2 separate regions of the Homo sapiens genome follow, and region 2 is linked to region 1. Evidence: chromatin loops called from intact Hi-C (ENCODE). Cell type or tissue: heart left ventricle. All regions are shown on one strand. Links, peaks and the distances in the headings refer to the core of each region. The heading gives the core; the rest is flanking DNA. Region 1 has its middle 8.3 kb from the start of CCDC69. Region 2 holds the start of LOC107986463 (a long non-coding RNA gene).

The links. Peaks named below come from ENCODE experiments on the same cell type or tissue, not always from the same donor. Only the 100,000 strongest peaks of a DNase experiment are listed, where the experiment ranks them.
Region 2: it touches region 1 in a loop (2.7-fold over the local background); 59 of 110 quality-filtered maps call a loop at or near these places.

What each region holds. Positions count from the first base shown.
Region 1 is chr5:151,227,196-151,237,615 of GRCh38, reverse strand. No RefSeq gene overlaps it. Among named protein-coding and RNA genes, the nearest start is that of CCDC69, 8.3 kb to the right of the region's middle. In heart left ventricle, for the core only: no CTCF peak of the experiment used is centred there; a DNase peak (open chromatin) is centred at 2,635; H3K4me3 peaks cover 944 bases; H3K27ac peaks cover 1,145 bases.
Region 2 is chr5:151,167,894-151,180,764 of GRCh38, reverse strand. It overlaps LOC107986463 (a long non-coding RNA gene), which reads left to right and starts at 5,306. Exons shown (of 3, transcript XR_001742936.2): 1 at 5,306-5,576; 2 at 10,572-10,726; 3 at 11,206-12,180. It also overlaps the pseudogene PDGFRL2P. In heart left ventricle, for the core only: no CTCF peak of the experiment used is centred there; a DNase peak (open chromatin) is centred at 5,781.

The sequences.
Region 1 (10,420 bases), core at 540-5,539:
AGACCATCCTGGCTAACACGGTGAAACTGTCCCTACTAAAAATACAAAAAACTTAGCCTGGTGTGGTGGCAGGTGCCTGTAGTCCCAGCTACTCGGGAGGCTGAGGCAGGAGAATGGCGTGAACCTGGGAGGCGGAGCTTGCAGTGAGCCCAGGTAGGGCCACTGCACTCCAGCCTGGGCGACAAAGCAAGACTCCGTCTCAAAAAACAAAACAAAACAAAACAAAACAAAAACAGCTTTATTGAGGTATAAGTGATATACAAAAAAACTGCACATAGTTAATGTGAATAATTTGATGAGTTTGGACATATGCATACACCCATGAAACATCACCACAATGAAGGTAATAGACATATCCATCACTTCCAAAAGTTTCCTGTGCCCCTTTGGTTTTTGTTTGTTTGTTTGTTTTCATTTGTTTTTTTTTATGGTAAGAACACTTAACATGAGATCTACCCTCTTAAATTCTTAAGTGTGTAATAAAGTATTATTAACCATAGGCACTCTGTTGTACAGCAGATGTCTAGCACTTATTCATCTTGCATAACAGAAACTTTATACCCACTGAGCAACAACTCCCCGGTACCCTCCCCCATCAGCTCCTGACAACCACCATCCAATTCTCTGCTTCTAGGAGTTTGATTATTTTAGATATTTCTTATAAATGGCATCATGACTGGCTCATTTCACTTAGCATAATGTCCTCCAGGTTCATCCATGTTGTCACAAAAGACAAGATTTCCTTCTTTTTAAGGCTGAATACTGTTTCTTTTATCTTTTTCTTTTCTTTTCTTTTCTTTTTTTTTTTTTTTGAGACAGAGTCTCGTTCTGTCACCCAGGCTGGAGTACAGTGGTGTAATCTTGGCTCACTGCAGCCTCCACCTCCCAGTTTCCAGCAATTCTCCTGCCTCAGCCTCCCGGGTAGCTGGGATTACAGGCCCATGCCACCACACCCACTAATTTTGTATTTTCAGTAGAGACGAGGTTTCACCATGTTGGCCAGGCTGGTCTCAAACTCCTGACCTCAGGTAATCCACCTGCCTTGGCCTCCCAAAGTGCTGGAATTACAGGTGTGAGCCACCGTGCCCAGCCTGAATACAATTTCGTCATATGTGTACACCACATTCTCTTTACCCATTCGTCTGTTGATGGGCATTTAGGTTGTTTTCATATCTTGGCTATAGTGAATAATGCTGTAATGAACACAGGAGAGTAGATCTCTTTTCATGGGATGGCTGGATCATACAGTTCTATTTTTAATTTTTTCAGAAATCTCCATACTGTTTTCCACGGTGGCTGCACCATTTACATTCTCACCAACACTGCACAAGAGTGAAAGTCTCTTGAATCCTACCTAATCCTGACTCCTTTAAAGAATAACTTTTGGTCAGACACGGTGGCTTATGCCTGTAATCCTAGCACTTTGGGAGGCCGAGGTGGGAGGATCACGAGGTCAGGAGATCGAGACCATCCTGGCCAACATGGTGAAACCCTGTTTCTACTAAAAATACAAAAATTAGCCTGGTGTGGTGGTGCCCACCCGTAGTCCCAGCTACTTGGGAGGCTAAGGCAGGAGAATCGCTTGAACCCAGGGGGCAGAGGTTGCAGTGAGCTGAGATCGCACCACTGCACTCCCGCCTGGCGGCAGAACAAGACTCCATCTCAGAAAAAAAAAAAAAAGAAAAGAAAAGAATAACTTTTGCCTCTGAAAAGGGACTACGACGAAGATCTCTTCCAGTCCCAATCAAATCTAAGAGTCCATTCCCTCCAGACCCCTCCTCCAGCAGACCCTTGTACACTTTCTCCAACACACTTGACCAACGTTAGCTTCTGCTTGAACACCTCCCGCAATGGGGCACTCACTCCCTGTCAAGCCAGACCCCTGAATCTTTGACCAGTTGGAAGGCCTGCCTGCCTGCCTGCCTGCCTGCCTTCCTTCCTTTTTCAGAGTCTTGCTCTGTCACCCAGGCTAGTGTGCAGTGGCGTGATCTCAGCTTACTGCAACCTCTGCCACCCAGGTTCAAGCAATTCTCCTGCCTCAACCTCCTGAGTAGTCAGGATTACAGGCACCTGCCACCGCACCCAGCTAATTTTTGTAGTTTTAGTGGAGACGGGGTTTCGCCATCTTGGCCAGGCTGGTCTTGAACTCCTGATCTTGTGATCCACCCGCCTCAGCCTCCCAAAGTTCTGGGATTACAGGTGTGAGCCACCATGCCCGGCCTGGTCTTCCTTTCTTTCGAGGAGCTGGACTCTACATTCCTGGGTGCCTCTGCCTACCACTTGTAGCTTTCCAAGACAGCTTGGAAGACAGTTCATCTTCTCCAAGTGCTCCTGAGCCAAAAGAGCCTTGAGGAAGGAAGAGGAGGAATGGGGTGAACTGGAGGCTGCGTCCAGCCTTGCCCAGCTTCCAAGCCCTGCCTGAACTTAGGGTCCCCCAGAAATCCAGGTTCCCAAGGTTCCGTCCCTCCTCTGCAGCTGCTTCTTTAAGAAGCACCATGGGGGCTGGTCCTTGCTACTGTCCTTGGACCCTGTCCAGGGCCCTGATTTAAAAGGTATCGCAACGTTTTTAAAAAACAAACATGTGTTGTAACCCAAGGCCCTGGTAACCACAACACTGCCGGCCGCTAGCTGCCGCCTCCCAGGCTAAGAGTAGAGGAAACTGCTCTCCGCCTACCCAAAGGCACCCCACACTGCTGCGCACCGTAGTTACCTTATTATATCAGTCCGGGAGCTCTGTGAGGACAGGGCCTGAGCTGGCCCTCAAGGCTGCAATCCTTTTGCACCAAAGTGCCTTTGGGATCCTCACCCACACTCTCATGAACTATTCCAGTAGATACTTGACTGCTTCAGCACAGCGCTTCCTCGCCATTCTCCACGTGAGCCCCAGAGTGACCTTGGATACCACCAATCTGACCACACCACTCCCACTCCTACGGGATAAAGGAAAAATGTCTTGGCCAGGCCTTCAAGGCCTCTGCCTATCTGTATCTTCCTCGCTCTCTGCATTCCCCCAGTATTCCAGCTGCACTGAGCCTCCGAGGCCCCCCTGAAAGTGCCACTGGGCATAAAATGTTCTTCCCACTTTGTGGACAAGCAGAACCCCTGCTTAATCTACACAGCTCAGCTCAGACATCACATCCTTGGAGAAGCTGCCCCGACCTTCACTCTCCCAGACAGAGTTAATCACTGCTTTTGCTTCCATGGTATTTTTCCATAACCCTTGTTGCATTATTTGTCTACCTGGAATACAGGCAATGTAACCTCCTGCAAATATTTTGTTTAGCTTGCATGGTGATTTGTGTGCATGTGTTTGTGTAAAAGAGAAAGAGAGATTTTACATTTAAAAAGTGGGGGGTGGGGTTGCTGGACAAAGTGGCTCACACGTGTAATTCCAGACCTTTGGGAGGCTGAGGCAGGAGGATTGTTTGAGCCCAGGGGTTCGAGACCAGCCTGGCCAACATGGCAAAACCATATCTCTACAAAAAATACAAAAATTATCTGGGTGTGGTAGCATGCACCTGTAGTTCCAGCTACTCAGGAAGCTGAGACGAGAGGATCACTTGAGCCTAGCAGGTTGAGATTACAGTGAGCCATGATTGTGCCGTGCACTCCCGCTTGGGCAACAAAGCGAGACCTTGCCAAAAATAAAAATAAAAAAATTGAGCCGGGCATAGTGGTATGCACCTATAGTCCCAGCTACTTGGGAGGCTGAGGCAGAAGATCGCTTGAGCCCTGGAGTTTGAGGCTGCAGTGCACCATGATCGTGCCTGTGAATAGCCACTGCGCTCTAGCCTGGGCAACACATCAAAACCCTATCTCTTAAAAAAAAAGAAAAAAGATTTTCAGTTTCACTTAGAAAATTAGAAGGTCAGGCCAATCAGGGCCTCCATTTCCTTCTAACACCAATCCACTGCAGTGCAGCCACCTGTGCTCCTTTTGGTTTGGTATATGGCCCCCAGTTTGCACCTGTCCCCAACTTATACTAGCCTTTTTCTAATTTAGGTACCTACCTAGCCCTATAGACATTTGGGTTTTAACCTGCAGACCTAGGTATATCTCCCATATATTCTGGGCCACTCCGATTTACAAATATTATTCTACCTCCTTGTCCCTCTAAATGTCCCAGAAATTCCAATATTTTGGCGAACAGTAATGCATGAATAGAATCAGATCAATAAAAATATACATAAGTCACAAAATTTCTTTGCTACCTCATGTGGTCCAATTTTCAGTTTGGAAAGCCCAGTTGCTGACCTCACCATCCTCCAACTCTCATTCCCATTGTTTTATGTGGGTAAGACCCTCCCACTAGGGTAGAACAAGGAAGATGCATCAGGACCCAGGACCAGGAAATGCCAGGTTTCCCAGAAGAAGGGGTCAAGGCATAGTCGTCTGTTGGAAAACGGTTGCTTAAGTTATGATTACATAGCAGGCTATACAGGTTGAAAAATATTCACTTTTCAAATCAAAGAATGAAGTGGGCTGCTGGAAATGAGGATCCACTGAACAAGGCTATACAGTTAATGTGTCTGCAGTTGGATAGAATTGAGAGCATGATGTCAGTGGGAATATGCAGAAGGTGCAGATGGTCCCTTGATGAGATGTATATTGGGGGAGGCAAGGTAGAGGGGTAGGGAGTTTACTGTCTGCTTGCAGCCGGGCAAGTGAATACCCAGCTCTGTTCTGAGCCTGGAAAGACCCAAGCTAATGCTGGAGTCCTGCTCAGTCAATTACTTATAAATCAACACGCTGCTCATCAGAAGACTGTATCCAAAAGGGAGCCTCAGAATCTCCAAAGCAAGGAAGGATTCTCCTAAGGTCTCTAGATGTGGGGTGGTTCAGGGCCTGGCTCATGTAGCCCATGGAACAGTCCACCATGTTTCACACGAAGGATGTGGGTAGGGGTGGTCTAGACACTAGACACCCAGTGTTGCCAAGGATGTCTCAAACCCAGAAAACAGTGCTTACCCATCGACTCACTGAGCCCTGGACCCTACTTTGTCCCTCATCTCTGTGTCCATTTTTTTTAAGTCTATCAGACATCTATCAGACATGAGGAGGACATGAAGGTCTAAAGCAGTGGTTCTCAAACATAAGCACACATCACAATTATGGGGAGGAGATGTTAAAACACAGATTGCTGAGGCCCACACCCAGGATGTCTGATGCTTTTCTAACAATTTCCCAAGAGATGCTGATGCTGTTAAAGCCTGGTCCACATTTTGAGAGCCACTGATGCAATGAAATGTTCACTATTGTTCATTCCTAGCGGCCTCCAGACCCCACAGCTTACTTAAGGAAAGCATGTGCAGTTTTCCCTAGAGAGTATTCCCAGGCAGCTGGACATGGTGGCTTACACCTGTAATCCCAGCACTTTGGGAGGCCAAGACGGGAGGATCACTTGAGGCCAGGAATTCAAGACAATACTGGGCAACATGGCAAAACCCTGTCTCTACAAAAAAATACAAAAATTAGCCAAGCATGGTGGCACATGCCCATAGTCCCAGCTACTCAGGAGGCTGAGGTGGGAGGATCACCTGAACCCCGGAGGTCGAGGCTGCAGTGAGCCATGATTGCATCACTGCACTCCAGCCTGGGCAACAGGGCGAGACTTTGTCTCAAAAAAAAAAAAGAGAGAGTATTTCTAGGTGATGTTCTGTGCTCCTCCTACTCTTACCATCCAAGCTCCTTAGGGATCTTTATCTGAACTTCACTGAACAGAGAAAGCACTGGCCGACCATGATTTACATGAACTGACTCTTGGTAAAGAAAGTGGTAAAGTGAATCTTTTGATGCCTCTCCCAAGGCAGCCCAAATCCCAAACTACAGCTCTCCTGGGAAAATAGGCAGGGATGACTTCTTGCTAATTAGTGTTACTCAGATTCAATTCTCCTTTCCAAGGACTTACCCTTTCATTCAATTCAACACAATCCAATCCAATCCATGTAGCAATTCAGTTCCCTGGCAAGGAGACCCACACAAGCTTTGGGGCAGTAAAGCTCAACCTTGAGTGTGAAGATTCCTCTGACTCAGTCCTCTCAGTCCTGATGCAGTGGATGGGGAAAAGAGAGAGAAGTCCAGAGAAACTGCACTTTAACCAATCCCTGATGCTTCTGAAGCAAATGAGCCTGCCCATATCTTGAGAAATACTCCAGTAGAATTCTAAGGACTCAACAATTTCAGGTGTTTTCATTCTTCAAGAGGAGCCTGTCAAAACCAACCTTTATTTTTAGGCTGGAGTGCAGTGGTGCAATCTTAGTTCACTGCAACTTCTGCCTCCTGGGTTCAAGAGATTCTCATGCCTCAGCCTCCCGAGTAGCTGGGATTACAGGCACATGCCACCATGCCTGGCTAATTTTTGTATTTTTGGTAGAGACAGGATTTGCCATGTTGGCGAGGCTGGTCTCGAACTCCTGACCTCTAGTGATCCACTTGCCTCAGCCTCACAAAGGGCTGGGATTACCAGCATGAGCCACCGTGCCTGGCCAAAACCAGCCTTTCTATCCAGAGTCCAGAAAACCCAGGGAACCTTAATCAACACAGCCTCATTTCCCATCTCCAGAACTGAAGCTGGGGCTTTACAGAGTGTCCCTACGAGTAAATTATTCTAATTAAATTCAATATAATCAAACTTAATTAGTGACCTATGTATTGGTTAGAAATGCACTCTGCTATAAGTAACAAAATCTCAACAGCACTGACTAAAACACATTTTTTAAAAATTTTGTAAGTTGATATATAATAGTTGTACATATTCAGGGCATACATGTGATACATGTGCTATTTCATACATGTACACAACGTGTAATGATCAAATCAGGGTAATTTAGATATTCATCCCCTCAAACATCTGTCTTTTCTTTGTGTTGGGAACATTACAATTCTCTTCCAGCTATTTTGAAAAATACAATTAATTATTGTTAACTATAATTTCCCTACTGGCTTAAACTATTTTGTTTATTATGTGTAAAGGTTTGGAAGTAGTTGATCAAGGCTGGTCTTGGGACACCATAAATTAATCAGAGATCAAGACTCCTTCCTTATTTTGGCGCCAGGTAATAAGATGGGTGCCAGGATTCAGCCATCCGGTCTGTATTCCAGGCAGGAAAAGGGGGAGCACAAAACAGGGGAGCCCTGCTCCCAGCTGAGTCATCCTCCCATTAAAAGTTTTCCTGGAAGCCTTAACCCATAATTTCCCCTTACATATCCCTGGCCACCCCTAGATGCAAGGAAAGCTGCGTAAGTAGCCTGTTAGCCCAGTACTTTGCTGGCTCAAAGAATGATCAGGATTCTGTAATTACGGAAGAGAGAAGAATGGAAGTTGAGTAAGGTGACTGGCAATCTCTCAGTGGGATGGGATGGGGTGAGGAGGGAGGAGACAGAGCTGTATAATCCTTCATCCATTAGGGAGGACACCCAGAGCACACCAACAAGTGAAGCTCAGAGGAAAACTGCCACGTGTGCTCAGAGAGCCAGAGAACAAGTGCTGCCAGGCTCTTGGAAGGAGAGGCATTGGAGCTGCTCCTCGATGTATGGATAGAATTATAACCCACAGAGGTGGATTGTGAAGAAAGTCACTCTGGGCAGAGGACATGTGCTTGGGGAATATTTGGGCCCAATCAGAAGAACCTATAGAGAAAAAGCTTTAGGGCTAGAAAGACCTTTAATAGTTGTACATATTTGGGGCATACGTGTGATATTTCATGCATGTACACAATGGGTAATGATCAAATCAGGGTAATTGGGACCACTGAGCTGAGAGGTTCTTCACCTGGGATCCACGCATAGCCCCACTGCATGGGCTGTGTGGGGTCCCTGAATTGCCTGAAATTCTAGGCAAAACTTTTTACATATGGGTATATTAAATTTTTGTCATGAAAGATGCTCAGAATAAGCTGGGCGTGGTGGCTCACACCTGTAATCCCAGCACTCTGGGAGGCTGAAGCAGGAGAATCACCTGAGGTTGGGAGTTCGAGACCAGCCTGACCAACATGGAGAAACCCTGTCTCTACTAAAAATACAAAAAATTAGCCGGGCGTGGTGGCACATGCCTGTAATCCCAGCTACTTGGGAGGCTGAGGCAGGAGAATCACTAGAACCCAGGAGGCGGAGGTTACGGTGAGCCGGGATTGCACCATTGCACTCCAGCCTGGGCAACAAGAGCAAAACTCCGTCTCAAAAAGAAAGAAAGAAAGATGCTCAGAATAATCCTCGTATTGTTGTTTCCAATATTTCCCCCAAAGAGCCCACAACATCAACTTTTGTTCTTTTACACACAACCTAGCTACCAACATGAATCCCTCATTGCCTAACTTGCCAGCCTCCATGCTCTAACCTGACTTGACTCATGCTGTTCTTCCCTCTTATAATCATTCCTCCTTGCTTCTCCCCTCCGGCAAGATATGAAAAGATGGGTAGTGATTTCCCCATCACTGAAAGTATTAAACACAGGCTGCATAAGCACCTAGAAAGGACATGATAACAAAGATTTATATTAGTCAGTGTTCTTCATTGCAAGCAGTGCAATGCATCAAATTCCAACCCAACCTGACGTTCTAGAATTCCTTTTGGTATGAATATCCTTTGGCTGTAGTATTCCCCCATGAAGTCCTCCTTGACTATCCCCACCCACCTTGGTATCTTATTTCTCTTTAATGCTAATACCTCCTGCATGAAGCACATGACTTGGCATTAGCTTTATAAAACCTATTTTGTATTGTTTCCCATTTTTTCTTACATATAGATCAAATGTCAAACAAAAGCACTCCAGATTATAACTAATTCAAGAACAAGAACTGAGTCTTCTCTTGCACCTTGACTATGCCTTGGCCATAGGGTGACCAACCATCCCAACATGACTGGGACTGAAGAGTCTCTGGAGATATGGGACTTCCAGGGCTAAGAGTGGGAAAATCCTAGGCAAGTCAGGATAAGTCACCCTACTTGCCGAAGAAGTAGTAGCTACTTATTGATTGCTAACTATGGTAGACATTATGCTATTTGCCAATATTTCTGATTCTCCTCTCCTTCTGCACACACATTGCACTTTCCCATCCTCTTAAAGTTGGGCATGATTGTTTGACTTGCTTTGGCCAATGAAATGTGAGTGGACCTAATGTGCGTCTCCTCCAAGTGGAAGCAGTTAAGGCCCTATGCACTATTCTCGGTACACTCCCTTCTCTTTGTGCAGCAAATCCTAAAGCCGTCATGTTGAGAAGGCTGTGTTATATGACGATGTGGAACGTCTCTGTGAAGCAGAGCCCACTGCCTGCCCGTTCTGGACACGTAGTGTGAGCAAAAACTTAGCTTCTCTTGTGTTAAGTCACAAAGTCTTGTGTTATGCTTTTTATTGTCTCAGCAAAACCTAACCTAACCTGACTGGTACACCAACCATCAAAAATCTCATTGGCAACTTTATCAAACTCATGCTGCTCAAGTTTCTCAGGCATGAACTTCAAAACACATGACCAAAAATCCAGCAGTGGGAAATTGTGAAATCTGAACCTGCTCTCCCAGGAGGCTCAAAGAGGCTGGAGGCAAGACGTCTTGAGAGCTGGGGCTCCAGGGAAAGAACTTGCCTCCTAGTTCCTACCCACCACTCCAAGCTATTCATTTTATTTTCTTCTGCTTTATTTATTTTTAGAGACAGTGTCTTCCTCTGTTACTCAGGCTGGGGTGTAGTGGCATGATAGTAGCTCACTGTAATGACAAACTCCTGGGCTCAAACAATTCTTCGGCCTCTGCCTCCTGAGTAGCTGGGACAACAGGCTCACGCTACTATGCCCAGCTAATTAAAAAAAATTTTTCTTTTTTACAAGGTCTCATTATGTTGTCCAGGCTGGTCTCAAACTCCTTGCCTCAAGTGCTCCCCCTGTCTAGGCCTCTCAAAATGTTGGGATTACAAGTGTGAGCCACCATGCCTGGCCCCAAGTTATTAATTTCAATTGTTGACATTAAAATTTGGGGTCAATTTTGGAGAGTTCAACTCTTCAACATATAGATGAGAAACTCTCAGAAAGGAGAAATTACTGGTTCAGGATCACTTTACGGGTTTGGATCTCATGCTCACAGTTTAGCCATCTTTGCCCTTTATGTTGCTTTTCTACCTAATTAATCACAGTCATTGTCCATTTCTTTAGGATTTCACAGAACTGCCCATGTCTTGATGATGAAAAACTAATGATAGTTTCATGTATGGGTTTAAAAACATATTAAAAGAAAACTTTTTCATATTAAAATAATATTGTTTATTACAATAGTAATAAGTGCATGCTCATTTTTTTTTTTTTTTTTTTTTTTTTTTTTTGAGACGCTCTGTCACCCAGGCTGGAGTGCGGTGGCGCAATCTTGGCTCACTGCAAGCTCTGCCTCCCAGGTTCACGCCATTTTCCTGCCTCAGCCTCCCAAGTAGCTGGGACTA
Region 2 (12,871 bases), core at 3,550-8,549, 60 kb after region 1:
GTGGGAGAGACTGCGAGGATGAATGAGAAGTCACCTTCTGCACTGCAGGACCCCTCTTTGGCATCAGAAACACTGATGTTCCCACAGGTACCTACCCCTGATTCTGCCTATTGCTCCACATCCAGATGCCTGTGGCCAGGGAGGGAGCTAGGAAGGGGTAGAGGAGACACGAGGACCTCGAGTCACGTGGACATGGGTGGTGGCCAAACCAGTGCCCTGAAGGTTGGTGGCCCAGCAGGTGTAGACACCAGCATCCCTAGCCCAGGTCCCCTCCACATACAGGGTGCCCTCTGCCTCCTGCTGTACCTGGCTCTCCCCGTGTACCACATGGGCCTGTTCACTGATGTAGAGTGGTTGGCCCAACGGTAGGGGATAAAAACGGACTGTCCATCAGCTGCCCCAGGTGCATCTCTGACTCACACACCAGGGTCAGGTAAGAGGCACCATTTATCTCTTTGGGGAAAGGAGAAGTGACTTGCCCAAGGTCACACTTCAGCTTGGTGTCAGAGCACCTTAAAGGCCAGGTTCTTTGTGAAAAACGTTAAGCTTCTCAAGTCTGCAGAGAAAAGCTGGGTTTCCCTCCCCTTCTCAAAGAGTGTCCAGAGGTAACTCAGTCCAGGGAAGTACTTCCCAACGTGGGTTTTGTGGCCCTCTGCTTCTGTAGGGATGCTACCTCCTCAAAGGAGAGGAAGAGGAAGAATTTTACTACCAAAAGTGTTTTGGAAACATTAAGAAAAGCAAAGTGAAATTGGGTAGACTCCGACCACTGAGTCTGTTACATGTACCTGTGTATTTTGAATCTCCAAGACAGGTAATGGTTATAAGAGGAAGTGAGGTAGGGTGGGAGGGAACTTTCTGGTATTCCACCCTTCTAAAGAACATGTTGGGGAAATCCTGGTAAAGCCAAGCCAGTGTCTCCTGACCGTCTGTATGCTCCTTTCCCCTTCTTGGGTCTCAGTTTCCTCTTCTGACAAGTGGGAGAATGATCCTTTACCCTTTCCAATGCCTAAGGCCTCTGTGGAGTTCACCTTTATCACATCCTTGCAGCCACTGCAGGGAATGGAGAGATGAACTCGGGAAGTCGCTATGTGCCAGCTCAGGCTACACAAATGACTGGAGCGAGGTGGAGCCAGAGTGTTTTAAGTTCGGGGGGAACAGGGCACCCTCACTGGGTTCCACAGGGCACCCTCACTGGGTGCCACTGGCCTCCTTTTCAGGGCTACTGAAAGTGGTGATCTTGTCAAATCACAGCTTGTAGAGCACCTTGTTTCCCTGTCCTATACTGTTCTTAAATGGCCTCCAGCTGGGTGATAGCCCCTCATGGGTCTTTCTGAGCCACTCTTTCCCTGGGACCCATACAAGATCAGCTCACTGCTCACATGTCATTGATGGCTCCTGGGAGTCTCAAGAATGATGCTTGAGTTCCTGGGCCCACATGCTCCCCTGCATTCTCCACAGGTGGCAGTGGTGGGACAGATGAGTCTCTGGGTCTCATGTGGGTGTGACATGTTCGCCCTTATTCTTTCTCCTAGTACCACAGGTCTGGATCTTCCCCCTCCCTCTCCACAAGGCTCCTGTCAAATTCCAGCTCTTCCAGGAAGTCCTCTTACAAATGCCTCAGGTCCTCCAGGTTGGTAATATACCTTTTAGCACAGCCGTTCTCCAGATGTTTGAATTTCATGGGAGTAAGTTCTTTGAGAAGAAAGAAACACTACCTCTCCAACACCACTTGGGAAGGTCTGATCTCACAGCAGATGCCAAGGAAACAGTTGCTAACGTTCATCTCCTGTTACACATACACACCCAGCCACAGAGCCTGAGCATTTGCTCCAGCACCATCTTTGTGTGGCTGAGGCCAGTCTGGTCTCGGCTTGAATGTCACCTTGGAGATGACTCCCTAACCACTATATCTTAGGTAGACCCTATCGCATTGCCCTGTTTTATGCTCATTGTATCATTTGGCATTGTCTGCATGGTCACTTTTGTCCATATTTCACTTCTCCCTGCTTAGATGATAAACTTGCAGATAGCAGAAGCCATCTCTTTTAGACTCATCCTCATAACCTTAGTACCTAGTCCAGTGTCTGGCATGTGGCAAGTGCTCATTTTTGGTTAAATTAAGAAAGGAACAAATTATGCATTCTTACGCAGTAATCTGAGAAGTTACTATTTGAAAGATGAGAAAACTGGGGCCCAGAAAAGGGAAGTGATTTGCCCTAGGTAACTCAGAGAAGCAGCATCAGAGTTGGGACCAGAATCCAGGTTTATCAGATTCCCAGTCAAGCAGTAGCTCCATCCCACCATGATTGCTCTTGGTCCTAACTAATCCTTCACTCCCACCTCCCTGCCCCAACACTCCACCACCATGTACACACATACACACAGCCTCCATTACCCGCTGCTTACCTTCTGCCCTGAATATCCCTCGCTAAGGTCCACAGCAATCTCTGGCTCGGCCCAGAACCATGCAGGTCACACTGAAGTTTTCTCCTAGTTATACTGATGTTGCTGAAGCTTGGATGGTGGGTTTTGGGGAGGAAGATGGGTCTGCCATGGTTAAGAGGGTAGAGAAGTTAGAGACAAACATGTTGACTTGATTGTTAGAATTGTTGAATTGATGGTAGATAGAGGGATGGAGAGATGGATGAATAGAATGAATGGGCAGAATGGCTAAATGGGTAGAGGGTGAATGGTTGAGGTGGTTGAATTGATAGAGGATGTGTAGATGTATGAATGGGTAAAATGAATTAATGGAGTATGGGTAGGTGATGGAATGATTGACTGATGGAGGATTCATGCATGGAACAGTTTGACTTGATTGTGAATAGGTCAATGGATAGAAAGGCTGAGCTGGTATCAGCTGGTTCCATGGCTGATCGGCTGGCTGGACAAAACGGCTGACTACATAGAGAGTCATCAAAAGCTGATGTTGTTTAGAGCTCCATAATCCACAGAGCCGAAACCAGAGGTTCCTGAAGAAGGTATATCTCCCCATATCCTCCCCTTCCCTGCCCACCCAGAGCCCTAGACCCATGTGCAATTGATATAGACCAGAATGTACTTGGTAGAGATTTGTCTCATGCCACCTAGGCTGGCCATGCATAAGAGGGAGCCAGCCAAGGAAGCCTGGGCCTGGTGAATAGTGAAGCCCTTCTTCACATCAAAGGAGATGTCTGTCTCCCACTGGGACCTCCTCAGTGGGGAGCTCCCAGTGTAGTGCCATCTGGGCCAGGGGGTTTTTAACTTGGAAGGGAAGCAAGGCTGGATGATGAGTGCGCAGCTGTACCACCTCATAGTAGTTATCTGTAGGGACAAAGAGCTCCTCAGGGTCTGGGAATGTGGGGAAAAAGATTTGTTGCTTCCCAGTGGCTCTATTACCACCCAGGAGCATGAGGTCTTTCTTGGGGACCTGAAACCTCACTATCTCTTCCCATCCCCATTCTCTATGCTCCTTCCTGTCTCATAAGGAAGGGGTCCTGGACTGAGGATGCTGAAGACAAACTTCCTAGTTCCAGATCTGTCATTAGCTTGCTGTGTGTATTAAAGAAATCTTTCCCTCTCTGCACATGCAATCATGCACAATGCAAGGATTCAGACTGCTTGATCTTTAAGGGCCCTTCAATGTAAAAAATGCAAAAAAGGTTATAGGACGGCCGGGCACGGTGGCTCATGCCTGTAATCCTAGCACTTTCAGAGGCCGAAGCAGGCGGATCATGAGGTCAGGAGTTTGAGACTAGCCTGGACAACATAGTGAAACCCCGTCTCTACTAAAGATACAAAAATTAGCCAGGCATGATGGTGCGTGCCTGTAGTCCCAGCTACTTGGGAGGCTGAAGCAGGAGAATTGCTTGAACCCGGGAGACGGAGGTTGTGACGAGCTGAGATCACGCCACTGCACTCCAGCCTAGGCAACAGAGTGAGACTCTGTCTTAAAGAAAAAAAAAAAAAAAAGAAAAAAAGATTACAGGAAATACTGAACTTCTTGAAGTCAAAGTTTGGTTCCCAATCCTACCACCTGCTAGCTGTAGGACCTTGGTTCTCAAATGTCAATTGGGAGCAATAATCCCACCCCAGCTTACTTCATAGAACTGATAAGAAGCAAATGAGATATTGGCTATGAGCATGAGGCCCATGGGACAAAAACATTCATCAAACTCTATCAAGAGACTTTTTATTTTATTTTTTTGAGAAAGAGTCTTGCTCTGTCACCCAGGCTGGAGTGCAGTGGTGCCATCTTGGCTCACTGCAACCTCTGCCTCTCAGGTTCAAGCAATTCTTGTTCCTCAGCCACCTGAGCAGCTGGGATTACAGGCGTACACCACCATGCCTAGCTAATTTTGTATTTTTAGTAGAGACGAGGTTTCACCATGTTGGCCAGCCTGGTCTCGAAATCTTGACCTCAGGTGATCCGCCTGCCTCAGCCTCCCAGAGTGCTGAGATTACAGGCATAAGCCACCACGCCTGGCCTTCAAAGTACTTTTTAACACCACAATCTCAGGTCAGATTCTTGGGTGCACTATGATGTAACGAGCAGGAATGGTCTGGGGACCAGCTTTTAAGAGCGGTGCTGTCCAATGGAACTTTATGTGTTGATGAAAATGTTCTGTATTTATGTTGCCCAATATGTAACCACTCAGCATATGTGGCTCCTGGACACTTGAAATACAGTTAGTGCAGCTGGAGAACTGAATAATTAACTTTCTTTAACGCTAATTAACTTAAATAGCCACATCTGTTTTGTGGCTTATGTATTAGGTGAAGTTGGAATCACCTGAGGTGCTTTTAAAATGACCAATTCCTGACCCCCAGACCAAGTGAATTAGAACTTGCCTTGCGGAAAAGGGGATTGGTGTCTGTGCTTTAAAGTTCTACAGGTGACCCTAATTTGCAGCCAGAGTTGAGAAGCGCTGACTGTGGGTTCCCACCTCTGTCTGAAGATTGGAATCACCTGTAGGGTTTGTTGACATGGCAGGTGCCCAGACTCCACACAGTCTTAATGGGAGTGAGGCCCAGGAATCTGTTTTCAACAGGCTCCCAGGTGATGCTTGGTAGTAGGGGTCATGAACCTCTAGATAGGGCTGGGCGCAGTGGCTCATGCCTGTAATCCTAGCACTTTGGGAGGCCAAGGCAGGAAGATAGGTTGAGTCCAGGAGTTCAAGACCAGCCTGGGCAACATAGTGAAATCCCATCTCTACAAAAAATACAAAAATTAACTAGGTATAGTGGTATATACCTGTAGTCCCAGTTACTTGGGAGGCTGAGGTGGGAGAATCACCTGTGCCCAGGAGGTCGAGGCTGCAGTGAGCTGTGATCATGCCACTGCACTCCAGCCTAGGCAAGACCGTAAGACCCAGTCTCATAAAACAAAACAAAAGCAATAACCTCTCGATTGGATAATTGTTACTGTTTTGGTTGCATTTGAGTAAGAGACATTGCTGACTATGAAGAGTCCTGTGTTTCCTCTGTTGGACAAAGCTGGACTCTGTGACTACTCAGTTCTCCATGGAACTAGCCATAGAATCTTTGAATGTCCGTGAAGGATCTTGGAGGACTAGTACACTCCCCTCATCTTACAGGTGAGTCTAAAGAGAAAGCCCAAAGAAGGTTATGTTTGGAGGACTTTCCTGGACGCAGGTTCTTGGAGACCCTGACTCCAGGGCACCTGTGAAGAAGATGAAAGTCTTTCTCTGGTAGGCCAGGCATTCAGCGCATGCGCCGTCCTGACAGTGCGGAGCCCAACAGCTATATTCCCCGGTGTCTGCGCCAGAGGAGTTCACCAGCAGCAGCTGGCTGCACTGGCTGAAGTGCTTGATTCTGAAAGACAGATGGTAGGGGCGGGACGGGCAGGCGATGGGGATGGCCCGATACTCCTAGTGGGCAGCATTTGGTCTACTGACAGTCCTCCCTCCCATCACCAACTTTCATCACCCACCCACCCACCCAATCTTTCCCCCTTTCTCAATGGATCTGTTAGGATTTGCATTGGCCCCACCCGTAGTTTCTGATTGGCTCGCCTAACCCTCCTTCCCTTTGACTTTGCACTTCACGAATGGAATGCCACAAGCGTCTTTGTGCTCCTCGGCACCTTCCTGATGTCTCTTGGTGCAAGCCTGCAAATGCTTTCCATGCACTTCCACCCACAAAGGAGGCAGAGTCCCAGAGCCATCTTAAGAGGCTGAAGTGAGAGAGGATAGGCGAATCTTTGGAACCCAGTTTTCTATCCCAGCCTCTGCCTGATTTCCTTCTGGACTGGCAGAGGGAAATACTGGTGGGTCAACTTTGCTTTCATTTTTGGCCTCCCTATTATGGTGTCCTTGGCAGAAGAGTGGTATTCAGCCTGCCATCCGCCACAGATAGGTCAGACAGGCAGGCAGCCTCTTGCTTTTCCATTGCCACGTCCCTCCCTAGAGGCACTATTTGTGGTCCACCCCCTACCCTCATTTAAGCAGCCCAGGATTGTGGGAAGGTTGCTTGTCTCCTACTCTGTTCAATCACTATGCATCTGATGGGGCTCGCGGGCCCATCTTACTGTTTCTTTTAGGTGCCTATGGTTGTACATAACAGGATGCCCAGTGTGGGTCCTGAGCCATCTTAATCCCTGTAAACTGTTGTCACTGTGCTTGTGAACTGCTGCCCAACATCCTCTGACACACTCCTAGACCCATTAAAATTTTGCCAGAGTTCTTCCACCCCATACCTCAGGCGTCCTTCGCCCCTCCTCCTCCAGATATACAGGCACCCTCCAGTGGACCACCTTCCCCCTGCAGTGCTGTTCCAGGGGCTCAAAGAGTCCCCAACCTTCGGGAATCGGGCCTTCCCTACACCTGGGTCAGGTGGGGGGCTTGGGGTTGCAGAGGCTATAGCCTCCATGGGGGTCTTCATCTGCATGGGCTTCTGGCTCCCGTCTGCTTTGGGTTTTCTCTGGCAGGGGGCTCCTGAAAGCTGCACCTCACTGGGGCCAGCTGCTTTGGAGCCCCTCATTTTCTGAGCCTTTGGAGTTCTGCCATGCTCCGGGATTTCACCTGCAGAGAAAACAGGGTGGGTCTGGGATCACCAGCCTTCATTCACCTCAGTGGAACCTCAGAGTTCTGTCAATTTTTACATTTATTACTACCACAAATAATTCTTACTCAGAGAAAAAATTATACAGCTGGCCAGGCGCAGTGACTCACGCCTGTAATCCCAGCACTTTGGGAGGCCGAGGTGGGCGGATCATGAGGTCAGGAGTTCGAGACCAGTCTGGCCAACATGGTGAAACCCCGTTTCTACTAAAAATACAAAAATTAGCCGGGTGTGTTGGCTCATGCCTGTAATCCCAGCTACTCGGGAGGCTGAGGCAGGAGAATCGTTTGAACCCAGGAGGCGGAGGTTGCAGTGAGCTGAGATCCTACCACTGCATGATCTAGCCTGAGTGACAGAGAAAGACTCCATCTCAGAAAAAAATAAATAAATAAAAAATAAATTATACAGCCAAACCAAGACAAAGGATTAAATTTGCTCTGAAGCTTATCATCTAGAGATAACCACTGTTAATATTTTGAAGCATATTTTTCCAAGGCTTTTAAATGCAAATATTTTAAATATTTTGTTAAAAAATAAAATGGAAAATGTAAGACATATTGTTAATCTGCATTTTCACTTAGGAATATGTTATTATCATTCTATGTCAAGAAATACATGTGCACCAACATTTTATTTTATTTTTTGAGACAGAGTCTCACTCTGTTGCCTAGGCTGGAGTGCAGTGGCACGATCTTGGCTCACTGCAACCTCCGCCTCCTGTTCAAGTGAGTCTCATACCTCAGCCTCCCAAGTAGCTGGAATTACAGGCTCATGCCACCACACCCAGCTAATTTTTGTATTTTTTGTAGAGACGGGATTTCACCAGGCTGGTCTCAAACTCCTGACCTCAAGTGGTCCGCCCACCTCAGCCTTCCAAAGTGCTGGGATTACAGGTGTGAGCCACCGCACCCTGCCTACACCAACTTTTTTTTTTTTTTTTTTGAGACAGAGTTTCACTCTGTCACCCAGGCTGGAGTGCAGTGGCACCATCTCGGCTCACTGCAACCCCTGCCTTTCAGGTTCAAACAATTCTCATGCCTCAATCTCCCAAGTAGCTGGGACTATAGGTGTGCACTACCGTACCCAGCTAATTTTTGTATTTTTAGTAGAAACGTGGTTTCGCCATGTTGGTCAGGCTGATCTCAAACTCCTGACCTCAGGTGATCCGCCCACCTCAGCCTCCCAAAGTGCTGGGATTACAGGCATGAGCCACCACGCCTGGCCCTGCAACAACATTTTAAATGACCTGCATGGTATTTTATGGTAGGGATGTATCATGATTTATTTCTTCATTGTTGAGTATTTAGGTTATTTCATATTCTTAACCGAAATAAACAATTCTGGAATAAACATCTTGTGCATGCACCTTTGAATAGATCACTTCCTTAGAATGAATTCCTTAGAAGGAGAACTGCTGGTGGGCCCTGGAAGGGATTCTACACATTGTTTTTTCCAAGCTTGTACCAAGATTTCAAAACCTTCTAGAATATGCTACAAAAGAGGTCATTCAACATGAGGTTAAATATGCCTAATGATAGGGAACTCAGCACTTAACAGTACCAATAGCTACCACTGGCAAAGCCTACAGTATTTCTGGAACAGTACTAGCCCCTTAAAATACATTTTCTTATTTCACTCTCTTAATGACTGCAAAGAAGGTATTCTGATTTTACAGGTGAGGCATGTGAGGCTTATAGAGACTAACTTTTCCACATTCTCTTGTACTGTGCCAAGAAGGAGACCCAGACTCAAACCCAGGCCAGCCTAACTCCAGAGCCCATTGTAGTCCCACCTGTGGCCTTAGTGCAGAATGGATCCAACTGCTAGGAAGCCCTTTTAGATATCGACCTACTGATCTCATTTTTCTTCCTTGTGGAAGAGGAAGAAAAATTGTCTTTAACTTTTACCAACTGATCTCATTTTTCTTCCTCATGGAGGAGGAAGCAATACTGTTCCATGTGCCTCTCTGCCACCCAGCCCCAAATCATCTCTGCATACAGAGAAGGTTGCACAATTTGTGCCAAGTCCTGAGGCTCTTTTTTTTCCTTCCTAATAGTTCACAGAGGCATCCTTTTCTCTCCATCATTACTGCTAACACCATCTGTGCAAGCCCTGGTCAGATCACATCTGGACTATTATGTTAGCCCCCTGTTTGTCACCTGGCCTCTAACCTGCCTTACACACAATATCACATACATCTTCTTTTTTTTTTTTTTTTTTTGAGATGGAGTTTCACTCTTGTCGCCCAGGCTAGAGTGAAATGGTGAGATCTCAGCTCACTGCAACTTCCCCATCCCTGGTTCAAGTGTTTCTCCTGCCTCAGTCTCCCGAGTAGCTGGGATTACAGGGACCCGCCATCTCGCCCAGCTAATTTTTGTATTTTTAATAGAGACAGCGTTTCACCACATTGGCCAGGCTGGTCTCAAACTTCTGGCCTCAGACAATCCGCCTGCCTTGGCCTCCCAAGGTGTTGGGATTACAGGTGTGAGCTACTGCGCCTGGCCTTTTTTTTTTTTTTTAAAATAGAGACAGAGTCTTACTTTTTTGTCTAGGCTGGTCTCAAACTCCTGGCCTCAAATGATCCTCCCGCCTTGGCCTCCCAAAGCACTAGGACTACAGGCATGAACCACCATACCCAGCCCTCATCTTTGAGATAAAGAGATAAGACTAAACCTGAGGTTTTCAGGTTTAAAAACAAACCAATCGATAGGTTGATTATAGATAACAGAACAATTCCTTGAAATACTGAAAGGTCAATGTTAAAAAACAAATAATCGGGTTACTCTGATTGGAGAGGATGGGAGCTGGAGACCTACCCATCAGCTTCTCAATCACCACCCACCCTTACTCTAAGGCAGGCAGTAAGGCAGCAGAATTCCTCAGAACATGGTTTTAAATCCTTGGACTACATGAACTCTCAGGGCTCCTTCTCACTGCTCATGACCTATCTATCTGAGCTCACCTCACTCCCAGCACCCCCATTCTCCAGTTCCTTCTCCTTCCAACAAACCCACCAACCCCAACCATCAGCCCTTTGATAAACTGCTACTTTCTTACCATGAAGGTGCCTGCCCCTTTCCTTCCATATGAGGCTCCTTGAGGAGAATCCAACAGCCAAGCAGTATCTGGAAGAGGAAATCTGGGATGACAACATCCCTCTAAATCCTGTTCTGAGCACAGCCACGATTTTGCAGGGATTATTATGTCCCCAACCTCTTCCTAGAATGTCTGGAAGCTGAGAGACAGAGGTGATAGCTCTCTGGGGCCTCAGCCTCTCCTGGGGATCTATCTGCTATCAAGTTCTGGGCTATAAATTCTTCAGGCCCTGCCCTCGATAAAGCCCTAAAACTGTTGATCTTTGTGAACAAAATTATAGATGCTTAGATTCAAAGAAGCTAGGAGTAAACACTTAGGATCGTAGGATTATATAATCTTAGTATGATGAACTCAGGGTGTTTTCTGTTTTTTGTTTCACTTGTTTGCTTGTTTTTTTTTTGTTTGTTTTTTAGCGACAGGGTCTCTCTCTGTCACCCAAGCTGGAGTGCAGTAGCACAATCATAGCTCACTGCAGCCTCGAACCTCTGGGCTCAAGTGATCTTCCTGCCTCAACCTCCTGAGTAGCTAGGACTACAGGTGCACACCACCATGCCTGGCTAGACTCAGGGTATTTAAAATTAAAATAATATTGCTATTATTTATTGAGTGTTTATGTACTAGGCTGTAGGCTAAGCATTTATATACACCGTTTAACTTTAAAACCACCCTGTAATTTTGAGGTTATTGTTATTCCCATTATATTCCTAAGTAAACTGAGTCTTAGAGACTCAGTCTCATTAAATCTTGCCAGTTAGTGGAGGAGCCAGAATTAGTTCCATCAGATTCCAGAGTTCCATGCTCTCCAAACCATGACATGAGTCCCAGACTGCTAGACTAAAAATGATCTTTCAGATCAGAGGGGACCATTAGGTCTGGAAAAGACCTGGAAGAGCACACAGTTCAACCTTGTCATTGCATAGATGAAGAAGCTGAGCTCAGAGAGGTGATTTGGCCAAAGCAGCACAGTGAGCAAAGGAGCTGAGCGGGGAACTCAGCCTCCTGACATCAAGGTTCCGGTGCTCATCACCCTTCCTTCTGCTCCTGCAGGGAAATGTGATTGCACCACTGCACTCCAGCCTGGAGTGCTCCCGGGAAATGAAGAGACAGGGGCCTCAGGACACTGCAGGGGAATAAAAAGATTTGCTGAGATGGAAGATGCCCATACCTGAAATGACCTAGATGAGCAGGCAACAGGCCAAGAAGCAGAGAACTCTGGGGTCCATGGCGGAGCAACCAGAAGCCAAGACGCAAATGTTGGTAGCAGGGAATGCAGGAGAGAGACTGTTGGGGCATGCTCAGGGAAGTGGCCAGGGACCCCTGTCCATGGGAGGGGAGGGGACCTAATTTCAAAAGCAAATCAAAGTGGTGAGTCCTGGCTTCTCATGACTCCAAACAAAATTCCTTTCTCTGGATTCCCCCTGCCAAGGCGAATGGAGCTATTTAGAGACCTGCTCAGGAAAAAACAGTCCTGCAGCCAGGAGGAGAGGGTCCCCAAGGGCAGACAGACAGGGCTGGACGGCAGCTGGAGGGGCCATTGAAGGTCACAGGAAGGTCATGGGGGTGCTGAAGGACAGGAAGATGAGAGGACAAAATAGGTGAGTGGGGCTAGGAAGGTGGTGAGGCTTAAACTGGCCTTAAAGCCGTGGGCCGAATCTGGCTGGTTGTCTGCTTTCGCATAGCCTGTGAGCTAAGAATGGTTTTAACATTTTTAAATAGTTGAAAAAAAATTAAAATTTGGTAACGTGAAAATTGTATGAAATTCAGGTTTCAATGTGTGTAAATAAAGTTTTATTGGAACACAGCCACACTCATTCCTGCACGTCCCATCTATGGCTGTTTTTGCACTACAACAGCAGAATGGAAGAGTTGGGGCGGAGACAGTGCGGCCCACCAAGTCTAAAATATTCATTGTCTACATTGTTACAGAAAGTGTTTGTTGGCACTTGCGCTGAAGTATGGTATTTCTAGAAAACAATCTCACTTAAATAATACAGAAATAAAATTCACTCTCAGAAAAATACAGATAAAGTTTAAGTTCCATTTGACCAACCCATCAGCCCCCTCCCAACACACATGGCCATCCCCACCTTTCCTCAGAGGTTAGCGCCTTGGTGTGTTTCCTTTCAGACCTTTCTCTGCATTTATGTACCTATATGTGTATCTATAGAAAAATACAGTATTTTCATGAGTTCTTTTTTCTGTAAATGGCTTTATATTATATATATGTTTTTTAAAATTTGCATTTTTTTACTCAATAATGTGCTTTAGTGCCCTATACAGACCTACCTTTGTTCCCCCCGATCACCTGCCTTTTTTTTTCTTTTTGAACAGGGTTTCACCATGCTACCCAGGCTGGAGTACAGTGGTGCAATCCCAGCTCACTGCAGCCCCAATCTCCTGGGTTCAAGCAATCCTCCCACTTCAGCTTCCTGAGTATTGGGACCATAAGTGCACACCACCAGACCTGGATTTTTTTTTTTTTTTTTTTTTTTTGGAGCAACTGAGTCTCACTATGTTGCCCAGGCTGTTGCCCATGCTGGTCTCAAGCTCCTGGTCTCAACCTTCATTATTTTTTAAATGCTGCATTGTACTCTAAGGTTGAGCTTTACCACAGTTTATCCATTCCTTTGCCAAAGGAAATTTAGATTGTTTCAGTTTTTTGCTACTGGAAACAACACTGCAAAATGCAAGAACTAGCATTTCAAGGCTCAAA